Regions from separate parts of the Mus musculus genome. Here regions 1 and 2 are each linked to region 3. A link is a contact called in ENCODE Hi-C or POLR2A ChIA-PET data. All regions are on one chromosome and are shown on one strand. Each heading gives the region's core, a stretch centred on a gene start or an enhancer-like site at or near the end of the contact. The rest is flanking DNA. Distances are from core to core; before and after follow the strand shown. Region 1 has its middle 9.7 kb from the start of Grifin. Region 2 holds the start of Lfng (LFNG O-fucosylpeptide 3-beta-N-acetylglucosaminyltransferase). Region 3 holds the start of Chst12 (carbohydrate sulfotransferase 12).

Region 1 (4,388 bases), core at 1,599-4,098, 70 kb after region 3:
AAGAGGAGAAAAGACCAGAAAGCGCATGCCTCAGGCTGGGCAGCCCCGCCCCTCTCTTTTCTCAAAGGGGAAACTGAGGCCCAGATAAGCCCGGGAAGTTGCCAGAAGAACTCCAGCCTTATGCCCTTCACACTTGTCTACCCCAGCTGGCTGCAGACTCTGACCCACTGTCCCACCCCTGCCTCAGAGAATCCCTAGGGGGTTGAGAAATGTCCTCTTCGTAGCCAGCACTGGATGAAGTTTGTGGAATTTCCCCCAGCTCGAGGCGGCCAGAGGCCAGAGGAGAGCTGAGACTGGCTTACGGCTCAGAAGGCAGGATGGGGTAGAAACTGAGGCTTAGGGAGAAGCTGGAACAAAGGAGCATGGGTATACAGGAAGCAGGAACTGAAGGGTGCTTCTTGTCCAGAGAAGGTCTGATGTAGCCAAGGCTGGCCTGGAACTCACCACGTAGTTCCTCCTGTCTCCACATCCCAAGTGCTGGGATTATAGACACTGGCCACCATATCCTGTTTATGAGACTCTGGGATGGAACTCAGGGCTTCAGGCATGCTAGGCAAACACTCCACCAACTAAGCCACGTTCCCAGGAAATGAGGGATGCATTTTGAGCTAAAGGATTTTTGTTAAGAGACCCTACTCCTAGACCCTCCTAGGTCCATGACAGAGTCACCAACATTTAATCATTCAACAAACATTTATGAAACACTCTTTATTTATGGAGCACACCTTTTGGACTGGGACCTGGTGAGAGGGTTCACAGTGGACAAGAAGGGCCTGTAGGTGACAGGTTGAGACGGAAGCTTTAAGTGAGCAAAAAACTACACACGATCATGGGGTGGGGGTGAGGGTGTAGAACTGAGAGGTGACAGCCAAGGGATGGTCTGCAGACTTCATGGGTCAGTGTCCCGGCGGGATCCACGGGGTCTCCTGAACCCTCTCACAAGGGAGTCAGTCATTTCTTTCATGTCATGTTTTTGGCAGGTGCCTCCCACATGCTAACAGCCTGCTATGTTTTCGGCAGCAGGCATGGTTCAGTGTGGATGATTCTCAGGATAGGAACTAAGAACAGAGGGCACTGGGGTTGGGGCTCAGTGGGGAGAGTGCTAGCTTAACACACACCAGGGCCCAAGGTCAACCCCCAATAACACACAACACCAAGTATGGTGGTACATGCTTAAAACCCCAGTATCTGGGAGGTGGAGGTGATCTTTCTTGAGGCCAGCCTGGGCTACATGAGGGGAGGGGGTAGCTGGGCGGTGGTGGCTCATACCTTTAATTCCAGCATTTGGGAGGCAGAGGCAGGCGGGTCTTTGTGAGTTCGAGGCCAGCCTGGTCTATAGATGGAGTTCTAGGACAGCCAGGGCTTCACAGAGAAACCCTGTCTTGAAAAAAACAAAAATAAAGGAAGGAGAAGGGTGAAGGAGGAGAAGGAGGAAGAGGAGGAGGAGGAGGAAGAAGAGGAGGGGAAGAAGTAGTCAGCTTGTGTCTGTAATTCCAGCCCTTGATAGAAATAATTAAAAGGAAGCAGGATAAGAAGGAACAGGGCAAAGCAAGTAGCAGGTGAGAGGGGAGGAGTTGGGAATGCAGCTCAGTGGGTAGCGTGCTGGTCCAGCACACACAAGGCCCTGAGTTCGATCCTCAGAACCACATACAGGAGACCCCATGAAAAGGAAGAAAAGAAGGCAGGCTGGAGAGATGGCTCAGTGGTTCTCAGCTCTTGTGGCTCTTGCAAAGGACCTAAGTTCTGTGCCCAGCACCCCCATCAGGTGGGCAACTGCAGCTGCAGGGCCCTCCTCTGGCTTCTGTAAGTATCCACATGTACATATGTGCACGTATGTATAGAGAGAAAGAAAAGGAGGAAAAGAGGAAAGAAGGGAGGGAGGAGGCAGGAAGGATGGAAATGTATAAGAAATGTAAACAGTAAACAAAGGATCTTCCAAGGACCAAGTTCAAGGGAAAGATAACATGAACTTAAGGTGTCCCCGCTGCTGAAGAGACAGACACAGGTTCCACACAGGAAAAAGTCCCCAAGGTCCTGAAGGACATCTGTCAGAGGTCAGAGGTCATGGTCAAAGTGGGTTGGACCCAGATCCCAAAGGAATTTTCTAGGGGCAGGAGAGAGAAGAGGAAGATAGGTCTGTGAGCCACGGTGGGAGAGTGTTCAAGTACTTGCCCAGGAGAAAGAGAATAAGTGGTTTAGACACAGGGCCTGAGATGCACCTGGGGCTTGCTGTGGTTGATTGTGAAGGGTGTGTCCCATACATACACTTACTCACACATACACATACACATACACACACACACACACACACATATACACACACACTCACACACATACACACACACACAAACACACACACACACACATACACACACACACACACTCACACACACACACACATACACACACACACAAACACACACACACACATACACACACACACACACACACACACACACACACACACACACACACACACACACACACAGTCTGCCTCCCATCTTCGGCTTCCAGCCTTCTCACTGTCACCCCAGGTTCTCTTGGGAGGTGGATGGTTGCTCTGAGAGGGGCTCAAGTCTGGAGTCTATCAGATTTGCTCACCTAAACATCAGGGTCCCCCAAAGCCTCACTCAGTGTCCCTGCTCTGACCGTTGCCCCCACTTCCCTGGGTTGGAACAACGGGACACAAGATTCTTTCAAAAACATTTCCTTTGCAAAATAATCCTCCCAAATATGTTTTTGGAAACTGAACAGGAAGATGTTAATTAAGGTCCCTCCCCAGAGGGGGTACAGGGAGGAAGCGTGGGGGTCAGACACAGGAGCAGGGGCCAAATTGGCTCAGGAGGACCTGGTCCACACCCAACCCCACAGCCCTCGCACAACCAACCCAGCTCCTCCATCTTTGGCCGATGAGGGATTCAAGCTCTCAACCCATAGCAGGACACAGAGTCCAGGAAGGGGCAGTGTATGGCCGAGGTCACAGGTCAGAGGTGGAGCAGAGTGGAGAGATATCTGCAGCCAGCAAGAGTCTGTGTTCACAGAAAGGCATCTGCACTTGTGCGTCCTTGTATCTGTGCCAGGCAGGCAGGGGACAGGCGAGGAGACCCTGGGCTCTGCAGGGCTTATTTATCTGGAGGTGAGCCTGAAGGCTTGGCTTCCTCACATGGCTGGCTAGTCAGGCCTCCACCCTCTGACAGGGCCACAGCAGGAAGAGGTTTGAGGACTGTTTTCTGCTCAGAGACACCCCCCTTCCCCTCCCCCAACCACCTTTCAGCTTTCTGGGTTCTCTGTGGCCTGGAGGAAGTCTTAGTAGCCTTTTTTTTTTTTTTGAAGATTTATTTATTTTATGTGCACAAATGTTTTACCTGCCTGTATTCCTGTGTATCATACACATGCTTGATGCCTGTGGAGGCCAGAAGAGGGCATCATAGCCTCTGGAACAAGAGTTACAGACAATTGTGAGCCAGCCACTATGTGGGTGCTGGGAATTGAACCCTGGTCCTCTGCAAGAGCAGAGGGTGTGCTTAACCACTGAGCCATCTCTCCAGATCCCTATCCTGATATTTACATCTCAACGAGATCATGTTCATGTTCTGGGTCACACAGCTTGACACTCCTAGAGACTGAGGTTTCTTAGACATTTGAGGAGTCTAAGTCCTGTATGTATGTATGTATGTATGTATGTATGTATGTATGTATGTATGTATTATGTATCTATCTATCTATCTATCTATCTATCTATCTATCTATCTATCTATCTATCTATCTATATCTATAGCTGGGTGCTATAACCCAGAGTATAACACCCAGCCTCTTCTGAATGGGCTGACAAGGAGTAAGCCCAGGGGCCATCCGTCTGTCCATCCACTCATCTGTTCTCATTTGCATTCTGTGGCTGTGATAAACACATGACCATGGGGCTGGAGAGATGGCTCAGCAGTTAAGAGAACTAACTGTTCTTCCAAAGGTCCTGAGTTCAAATCCCAGCAGCCACATGGTGGCCCACAACCATAATGGGATCTGACACCCTCTTCTGGAGTGTCTGAAGAAAGTTACAGTGTACTTACATATAATAATAAACAAATCTTTAAGAAAAAAAAAAACATGACCAAAGGTAGATAGGAAAGAGTTTAATATCAGAGTTCAGGCTACAGTCAACCTGCAAGGAAAAGCAAGGCAGGAACTCAAGGCAAAGCTTGAAACAGAGCCGATGGGGGAGGGATGTTGAGTGGATTACTTACTTCCAGGGGCACGCTCAGCTGCCTTTGTTACCAGGCACCACTCATGGTGGCCTGGGCCCTCCTACATTGACCAGCAATCAAGAAAATGCCAGACATGTCCACAGACCAATCTGATGGAGACATTCTTCCCAGGCATTCTTCTGATGG
Region 2 (4,397 bases), core at 1,279-3,778, 100 kb after region 3:
GACAACCAGCTATGACTTGGTCAGGTGGGTATGGAAGGAAGGCATAGGTAGTTTGTTTCCTCTCCTGCCGTCAGAGACTTGATAAATGCCCACGAAGGTATCTTCCCTTTGGTTTAAATGGAAGCCATGCAGAAAGTTAGGGTGATTAGGGGACTTGAGCTATTGGGAAATGAAGACATTGTATGTGCGGGGTGGGGGGACACGGGGTAGGACCACCACAAGACATGTGGATACCAGGAGAGTCTTGAATTCATAGGTGACAACAGAGAGTCATGCTATAGTCTATTCTGTGTCTGTGTTTGTGTGAGAGAGAGACAGAGAGAGACAGAGAGACAGAGAGACAGAGACAGAGAGACACAGAGAAAGTAGAATGGAGGCTGCCAAGTGGTCCAGGAGAGGGGTCTCAAGGAGGAGCCTTAGACCTAAAACACTCGGAAGACACATAGATAGTTTTTGGTGGGAATGGATTAGCCCCTGAGGCTGAGGCTGGAACTGGGGTGAGTTTATTTGGAGAGCAGTCCAGCAGATAGCAGGTAGGACTTTTTCCTTGTCCTTGAGGGACCAGGCTCTGGCAGGAGGAGGAGGGGTTTATAGCAGGAGGTGACGCCATGGGAGCTTTGTCACTCGGGCACAGCCAGCACCATCTGCTTAGGCATCTGCCTACCAGAGGTGGTGCCTCCTAATTACCTGGGGGGAGGGGTCAGGAAGAAGCCTGGGAACCACCATATCCCACTCCCTCCCACCACAGAGGGGTTGCAGTGTCCCACAGGGCCCTCAGAGCAAATGGACCAGAGATCCACTCCTGGGTGGGGTGGGAGGCTGGGGGGTGGGGTGGGGTGGGGAGAGCCTGGCTACACATCAATTCAAAGTCATTTTATTTTATATTTGTGATAGGGTCTCATGTAGCTCAGGCTGGACTCAAACTCACTATTTGCCAAGGAATATTTGGTGCAGAGATGAACCGAGGCGTCATACATGCTAGGCAAACACTTTACCAACTTTGCCAGATGAGGTACATTTCAGGCGCTCTTTTACACGGCAGCAGGGGCTGACCCGATATTCACTCTGTAACTCAGGCTGCCTTTAAATGTTCAGCAATCGTCCAAGCCTGCTACATGGGCTATCATGTCTGTCTTCATTTTGAAAAGAATTTTGTTGAAAGCAGGTGTGCGTATGTGTATGTGCGTGCGTGCGTGCGTGTGTATAAATGTGTGTTGCTCAGGCCAAGTTGCACGTGTGGAGGTCAGAGGGCAACATATTGTTGGTTCTTTCTGACCATGTGGGTCCTGGGAAATAAACTCAAATCTGCCTAGGTGACAGTTGCGTTTGCCCACTGAACCATCTGGCCAGCCCCTGCAGTAAGTCTTTACCTGATCCAGCCTGATGCCTTCTTTTAACCTCCAAGAGAGGGACGGACATTAAGAAGAGTGTAGTAGAGAAATAATTAGAAATGATACTCCGGTCTAAAATATAAACGCTAGGGAGTCGGCGACAGAAGGAACAGCAGTTTATCCGTGGTGGCAGGGTGGGCTCAGACTTCCTTTGAAGGGGGACGCGGAAACTGAAGCCAACCAGACCCAGGGGCAGCCAGGCGGAGAGCCGCCCCCAGCTGCGCTCCCGGAAGATGCAGCAGGCTCGGGCTCGGACCCTGCTCCCACTCCAGGGGACCCTTGGCCATTTCCGGACCCGTAGCCTCTCACCCTACCATTAGGCGCACATTCCTGCCGCCCCCGCTCGTGCTAGGCGCAGGCAAGGCCCCCGCCCGTGGGAAGGGGGCCGTGTGCCGGGGAGGCGGGTCTGGGATGGCGCACAGCTGGGTCACATCTGGTAGGAGTGCGGAGGAACCAAATGGAACAGAAGGTAGCCTTTCATCCTTCGAGGAAAGAGGCTGCTTGAGTGTCTCCTCGCTACGGGGTGCCTGAGGTTTTTGGGGACCAACCCTCCCCATTTAGGAACATGATGCCAAGACAGGCCTGCCTGGGGGAGGAGGGAAGGATGGACCGACGGAGGGACGTAGAATTTTGTCACTGATACCCTTTTGCCTGAACTTCAGGTCCACTCCTAAGACATAAGTATCAGTAAGGGCAGCTCAAAATTAATCGCTCAGGACACACTGCAGGCTACCACTTTGGCTCAGTCAGCACCGTTCCCCAGGGAAGGAAACCCGCTCGGGGACAGGAAATGCACAGCGAGAAGCCAAGGATGTCGCCCGCGGAGGAGCACTGGCCCTATCACCCAGGTCCCAGCTTCGGGGGCGCGTCCTCCACGTGCAGCCGTGGCGGGCGTTGGTCAGGCTGGGTGTCTCCCAGAGCAGCTCCGGAGGGTGACTCGGCGCAGGCGGGACAGGCTCGTGCACAAAGGGGGCGGGTGCCGTGGGTACCCCAGCTGGGTGGTTCCCAGCCCCTTGTCCGTATCCCACGTGGGAAGGAGAGATCTCCCTAAAGGTTACGCCCCAAGGCTAGCAGCCAATTAGCGCGTGGAGGCGTGGCGGGCAGGGGAGGTTTAAGAGTTCCTGAAGCGAGAGGCGCGCAGCTGGACCGGGAGCCTCGGGCAGCCGGACCAGTTGGCACTGGGATAGATATTACGTGCGGCCGCCGGCCACCATGCTCCAGCGGTGCGGCCGGCGCCTGCTGCTGGCGCTGGTGGGCGCGCTGTTGGCTTGTCTCCTGGTGCTCACGGCCGACCCGCCACCGACTCCGATGCCCGCTGAGCGCGGACGGCGCGCGCTGCGTAGCCTGGCGGGCTCCTCTGGAGGAGCTCCGGCTTCAGGGTCCAGGGCGGCTGTGGATCCCGGAGTCCTCACCCGCGAGGTGCATAGCCTCTCCGAGTACTTCAGTCTACTCACCCGCGCGCGCAGAGACGCGGATCCACCGCCCGGGGTCGCTTCTCGCCAGGGCGACGGCCATCCGCGTCCCCCCGCCGAAGTTCTGTCCCCTCGCGACGTCTTCATCGCCGTCAAGACCACCAGAAAGTTTCACCGCGCGCGGCTCGATCTGCTGTTCGAGACCTGGATCTCGCGCCACAAGGAGATGGTGAGACCCAGCGCGGCCTGGGCAGGGGGATGAAGTGGGGATCACCCTCTGGTCCAACTGGTGACTGACGATAGCGGTTCCCGATGCGTTAATTGCTTTGGGTCTATCTGGGAAACGATGACACTGATAAATCCCATTACAGCCCCGTGTGGCTGCTGGGGTTCACTTTGCCTTACTACCCTGGAAGCTTCCTTCCGTGTTGCCCAGGGTCACCCCAGCCACATGCTCTGTGTCTGGATGAGTCGCCTCCAGCTTAGGGCTGGCTCTGTAACGCTTCTCCTAAACACTGGAGTGAATGGCCATATTTGTTCCTAAACTTTTTCGAGCAAATTGGCTCAGTTCCATCCTGGGTCCCCTTCACTCCCCTTCCTTCTTCCTGGGTGGAAGGTACGCCCCCTTGAAAGGGAGGGAGGAAAAGGCATAGCACACCCCTGGACCAGGCAAAGTGAAAGAAATGGGTGCTAGTTCTCCAGACTTGCTCAGAACCCTGACTTCAGTAGCTCAGCTCCCCCACCTCCTGTTAGACCAACTTCATACACATAATAAAAAGACACACCCCACTTTGAAAATCTCCCTGGAGGCTACAACAGGACCGTTGGGGCGGGAGAGCAGAGTGCACTGCGTGTGTGTGTGTGTGTGTGTGTGTGTGTGTGTGTGTGTGTGTGTGTGTGTGTAGGGGTGGGGGTAGATATTTGGTGTGAAGACTAAGACTCACTTTCCTTCCTGACCCAGCCCCAGTGAGACTTCGCTTTAGGACAGTGGAGGTTAAGAGGACAGGCTCCTATCTAGTCTTGGTCAAAGAGGGGCCCTGAGAACCCCACCGTAGCCTCCTGAGAATGAGGCGTCCCTTTCCCAGGGGCTCAGCAGGCCTTCGGGAGGGGGCAGCGGGGGGCCATGGGTTTTGTTTGGCTGTGGTGCCGTTAGGATTCCCAGCGCTAGGCTGCTCTCACGCCGGCCCCTTGGGCAAGGCAACAAAGCCCCTTTCTCCAGCCGAGAAAGGCGTCGGCCTCTTGTGTACAGCTATGCGCTCCATGGGAACCGTTGGCTGGCGTGCTGGCCACTCAGGTTGCCTGGTGATGAGGGGGCCTCTGTGTCCTCCCCCCAGCCCTGAATGACAGCCCTCGTGGGGCACGATCCCTGAGCCAGGGCATTCCCCCACCCCTTCATTCAGCCTTCCTGCTGTGTGATATTGGATAGCATCTATCCCACTCTGGGCCACTATCGGTTCTGAGAAACTCTTATTCAGGGATTTGGGACTCAGTTGGACTGTGTGGTCTGGTGAGAAGCCTAGGGTCTCTCTGATCCTCTCTTGCTCTCAGAAAAGGGAAATACTTTCTAGTGAGGTATTATAAAGTGGACTGTAGA
Region 3 (4,107 bases), core at 810-3,309:
CTCAGACTTGCAATCCTGCCTCCCCTGCCCAAGTTACCAGTGAGCACCACACCTGCCTAAACAAAATGCAATAGGGTTTACTGGCCAGGCATAGTGGTGCATGCCTTTAACCCCAACACTTGGGAGGCAGAGGCAGGCAGAGGCCATGGTGGAGGCAGAGGCAGGTGGATCTCCGTAAATTCTAGGACAGCCCCAGCTATATAGAGAGACCTTGTCTAAAAAAATGTAGTATATAACATTTATGCTTTGTTTGTTCATTTGTTTTGTTGGAGACATTGTCTCATGTAGCCCAGGCTATCTTCAAGCTCACTGTACATCCACAGATGATTTTGTTTTTTGTTTTTTGTTTTTTCGAGACAGGGTTTCTCTGTATAGCCCTTGCTGTCCTGGAGCTCACTTTGTAGACCAGGCTGGCCTCGAACTCAGAAATCCGCCTGCCTCTGCCTCCCGAGTGCTGGGATTAAAGGTGTGCACCGCCACGCCTGGCTCACAGATGATTTTGAACTTCTGATCCTACTGCCTACAATTCCTGAATGCTGGGGTTGCAGATGTGTGGCATCATGCCTTGTTTATACATTGATAGAGATGGAGCCCAGGGCAGAGCAAGCATTCTACCCCCCCTGAACCACACCTGAGCCCTCGAACTTACAGTTATAGATTGAATTGTGTTCTATCTTCCAGCCCCAAAAGGAAAGAGATGTTGGTGCTCTAGCTCCTAGTGCCTTAGAGATGACCTTATTTGGAGACTGAGCCAGGAGAATGGTAATGAAATGAGGTCATGGGATAGTCCTGATCTTGTCTGGCTGTGCCCTTATGAAAATGGAAATCTGGGCTGAAGTACGCAAAAGGGAGGTAAAGAGAAGGGCTGGAAGATGCTCCTGCAGGGCTCTCTGCAAGAACCAGCCTGCTTGCTACCTCAACTCCTGGCATCTGGCCTGCAGAACCCTAGGAAAAGAGCTGTCCATAGTTGAGGCTGGGTCTGTGTTACAGTTAGAGCAGCCTGAGCAGGTCACACGCACACATGGCAACCCAGGGGACTCAGCTGTAGGTTTTGAATCCTAGTTAGTAAGATGGGATCATCTGCCACCAGAATATAATAAATCTTCCTAGGTTCTGTCCTCTGCCATTCTGTGTCATACTGCTACAGAAAGAGGCTTCTAACCCTAGGCACTGGGAGAGCCCGTTGGCTCGGAACCAGTCCCCTGCTTTGGGAAGGCAGCTCAGTGCTGGGATGTTAAGTGTGCGTCACCACGCTAGCTTTCTTTTGCAGGTGCATGTGTGCACCTCATGTGTGATATGTGGGACTCAGAGGACAACCTCAGGCACCTTCCAACTTCTGTTTGAGACAGAGCTTCTCTTTTGTCTGAAACTTCACCATATAGAGAGGGCTAGGGAGCCAGCAAGCTCCAGACTCTCTCTCTGCCTCCCGGTCTTGCCATACAGGCAAGCACCACGGAGCCTGGCTCACGAGCATGGGCTGTTCACAGGTTCTGTGGATCTGACCACAGTTTCTCACCTTTGTGAGGCGAGCACCTCATTTACCCACTGAATCCTCTCCCCATACCTTGTTTGTTTGTTTGTTTGTTTGTTTTTGAGACAGGCTCTCATTAAGTACGGCTAACCTGGAACTTCCTATCCTACTGCCTCAGCCCCTCCCGTTCCTCCCTCCCCCCTGCCAAGTAGCTGCGGTGACAGCTTGCACCATGCCTGGCTCTCACTAAGAGCTTTACCTGCATGGTCTCTCTTAAGCCCCATAAACTCTGACAGGATTGTCAGCTTGCACAGCCCACGTTGCAAGTTCAAACTGCGAGACAGGCAACGCCCCTTGAGATCAGCCACGCCCCCACTCCGGATTGGTTGCTGCAAAAGGGGCGGGACGCTCAGGGATGGTGGGTGGGACCAATCTCTGGCCGTAAATAAGGTGCCACATGGCACTGGCTGGCGAGGGCAGGAACGGGGAGAAGTGCGCAAGCGCATCCAGAACGGGCGTAGTCCCGCTCGTTAGCTCTCGCGAGAGGATGGAGGGAGGTCTGCCTGGGGGCGGAGCCGCGCCTCGGGCGGGGCTGCTAGCGGGAGGAGGCGATTTCGGCTGCAGAATCAGCATCACCAGCAACAGCAGCAGCGGCGGTGACTGTGGCGGGCGCTAGGTGAGGAGCGCAGGCTCGAGCAGAGCGAGGGGTGCGTAGGAGTCCCGAGTCCTAGGGTGGGGCGATGGTCCATGGTTTGGCGATGCAGATTGGTACCTCCTTCTGCCTGGCTTAGGCAGCTCCCACGTGGTCCCGGGTTCGAATCCCAGTTCTGTCCAGCTGGCTGTGTAACCTTAGCCAAGCGTGCACCTTCTCTGAGCCATCTTCTTGTGCAGCCCTGCAGAATGCGTGGAGGAAGGTGTGGCCACTTGGCCGACCTCCTTTGCAGTAGTAGCGGCTGGCTCGGAGGTTGGGAAAACACCTTCCCAGTTTTGCCTCTGGCTGTTTGGGTGTCCAGGCGAGAAAGCAATTGTTCAGAGACTGTTGTGCTGCAGTGTCCCGGCCAGACCTTGCAGGAGGCTGTCTCCGAAGCCAGGTTTTGTACCGAGCAAGCACTGGCCCCACATCTCACCCCAGTCTACTGAGCATCCTCCTGCCCTGTGCATTGCTGCGGGTGCCCCCAGCAGCAGCCTCATGCCTGGTGGGCCACAGGAAGCCGCGCATTAGTGGCTAACAGTAGGACCTATCTTCTCTTTGGGCTTCTGGCCACGAAGACATCGCTGGCAGACCTTGGGTTCCTTCCGCACATCCGCCTAGCTGTCGCACAGAGAGCTGTAATGTTTGCACCCTTCTTAAATTATTTATTTTATAATCCCACGCTGCGCTGGGAGCCCCGGAATTGAGTGGGAATGTCACCCTCGGGGGAGAACGGGGCTGTGAGCCTTCCATTGCTGGGACAGCACCGTGTGGCTCCAGCCTAGGTAACATGAGTTAGGGCCCTGTTTCCGGGTGTGAAGGAGAGAAAAAAGATTGTTGGGAAACTGCTATGTGCTGGGTATGATACTGCAACTTCGCGAGTTGCCTAAGGTGGAGCGAGTTGCCTAAGGTGGAGCGTGGTGCCAGTTCTTGTGAGCTTAGGCAAGAAGATTGCTGTGAGTTTGAGGGCAGCCTGGGCCGCATAGTGAGGTTCAGGCCAGCCTGGGCTACAGGGTAAGACTCAGACTTAAAACAAAACAACACAAAAATTACAAAAGGGCCTGCCTGTACCTTCATGTTTAATTTCCTTGCTAGGATCTGGGGCTGAGCTTGCTTGTACCCGTATTGTCATGTCGCTTTCGTGGGTCTGCATCTTCAGTTTCCTGCTGTAAGGGCAAACCACCATATTGGGTGGAATGCTGGGAACCATGGGCCCTGGGTAGCTCAGGTCGTCCTGGTTCAGGGCCACTTGAGTGCCAAGTGTATGAAAGACGTTTGCGGTATGCAAAGAGAATGCCAGGAAAGGTGGCACGTACCTGTAATCCCCAAGAGGTGAAGGCAGGAGGGTCTACAGTTGAAGTCTAGCCTGGGCTACATAAAACCCTGTCTCAAAGAAACCAAACAAAAGAAACCCTTAGCATTGAAGACTGGAAGCAGCTAATTCAGGAGACGTTGAGTTGCTGTGCTCATGAGGGGTGGGGCCTGTGGGGGAAAGACTAGTTTCTGGAGGGGCGGGCAAGGAGTTGTGTGCATGTCCATGTGTGTATGCAGGTGCATTGGAGGTCAGAGAATAACGTTGGGTGTCGTCCTCAGGAATGCCATGTCCTTGCTCTTAAACAGACTGGCCTAGAGCTCACCAATTGGCAAGGCTGGCTGGCCTAGGGTTTCAGGCACACAGCACTTAATTGGTTCTGGGGATCTGGACTGAGGTCCGTGTGCTTGCGTGGCAAGCACTGTACCGACTCGGCCATTCTCCCAGCTCTGGGAGGACGGATTTCTGCTTGAGAAGAGCCTTATGCCCTGCTGGAGACCAGGTTCCATTGCTGGAGATTGCAGTTGAGGTGTGATGGGAACCAGGACCAGGTCTGTCAGAGGTAAACTCGTGATGCTAGAGGGAAGGGCAGGGAAGCTTGGGGTGTAGGGAGATGCAGTGCATGACATTGTG

What was found. A loop is a pair of places that touch in the nucleus more often than their neighbours do. ChIA-PET counts read pairs that join two places held with the same protein, here RNA polymerase II (POLR2A).
Region 1: a loop to region 3 is called in a map of heart, with 5 times the contacts of the local background. The contact joins the enhancer-like site here to the promoter of Chst12 in region 3. A Hi-C loop is called at or near these places in 1 of 37 maps with a recorded cell type or tissue (heart). POLR2A ChIA-PET finds 5 or more read pairs at or near these places in 1 of 5 experiments (embryonic stem cell).
Region 2: a map of regulatory T cell shows a loop between it and region 3 (1.9-fold over the local background). The contact joins the promoter of Lfng here to the promoter of Chst12 in region 3. A Hi-C loop is called at or near these places in 1 of 37 maps with a recorded cell type or tissue (regulatory T cell). POLR2A ChIA-PET finds 5 or more read pairs at or near these places in 2 of 5 experiments (Patski and embryonic stem cell).

The regions. Positions count from the first base shown.
Region 1 is chr5:140,572,568-140,576,955 of GRCm38, forward strand. No RefSeq gene overlaps it. Among named protein-coding and RNA genes, the nearest start is that of Grifin, 9.7 kb to the left of the region's middle. Within about 2 kb of position 2,849, at least 1 of the 3 ENCODE cell types and tissues checked has a DNase peak (open chromatin) inside an H3K27ac peak, as active enhancers do; it is heart, where a contact is called at or near this core.
Region 2 is chr5:140,604,813-140,609,209 of GRCm38, forward strand. It overlaps Lfng (LFNG O-fucosylpeptide 3-beta-N-acetylglucosaminyltransferase), which reads left to right and starts at 2,529. Exons shown (of 8, transcript NM_008494.3): 1 at 2,529-3,032. The coding sequence starts at 2,604.
Region 3 is chr5:140,503,550-140,507,656 of GRCm38, forward strand. Chst12 (carbohydrate sulfotransferase 12) reads left to right here and starts at 2,060. Exons shown (of 2, transcript NM_021528.3): 1 at 2,060-2,147. All of the region lies in intron 4 of Gm38728 (a long non-coding RNA gene), which reads right to left.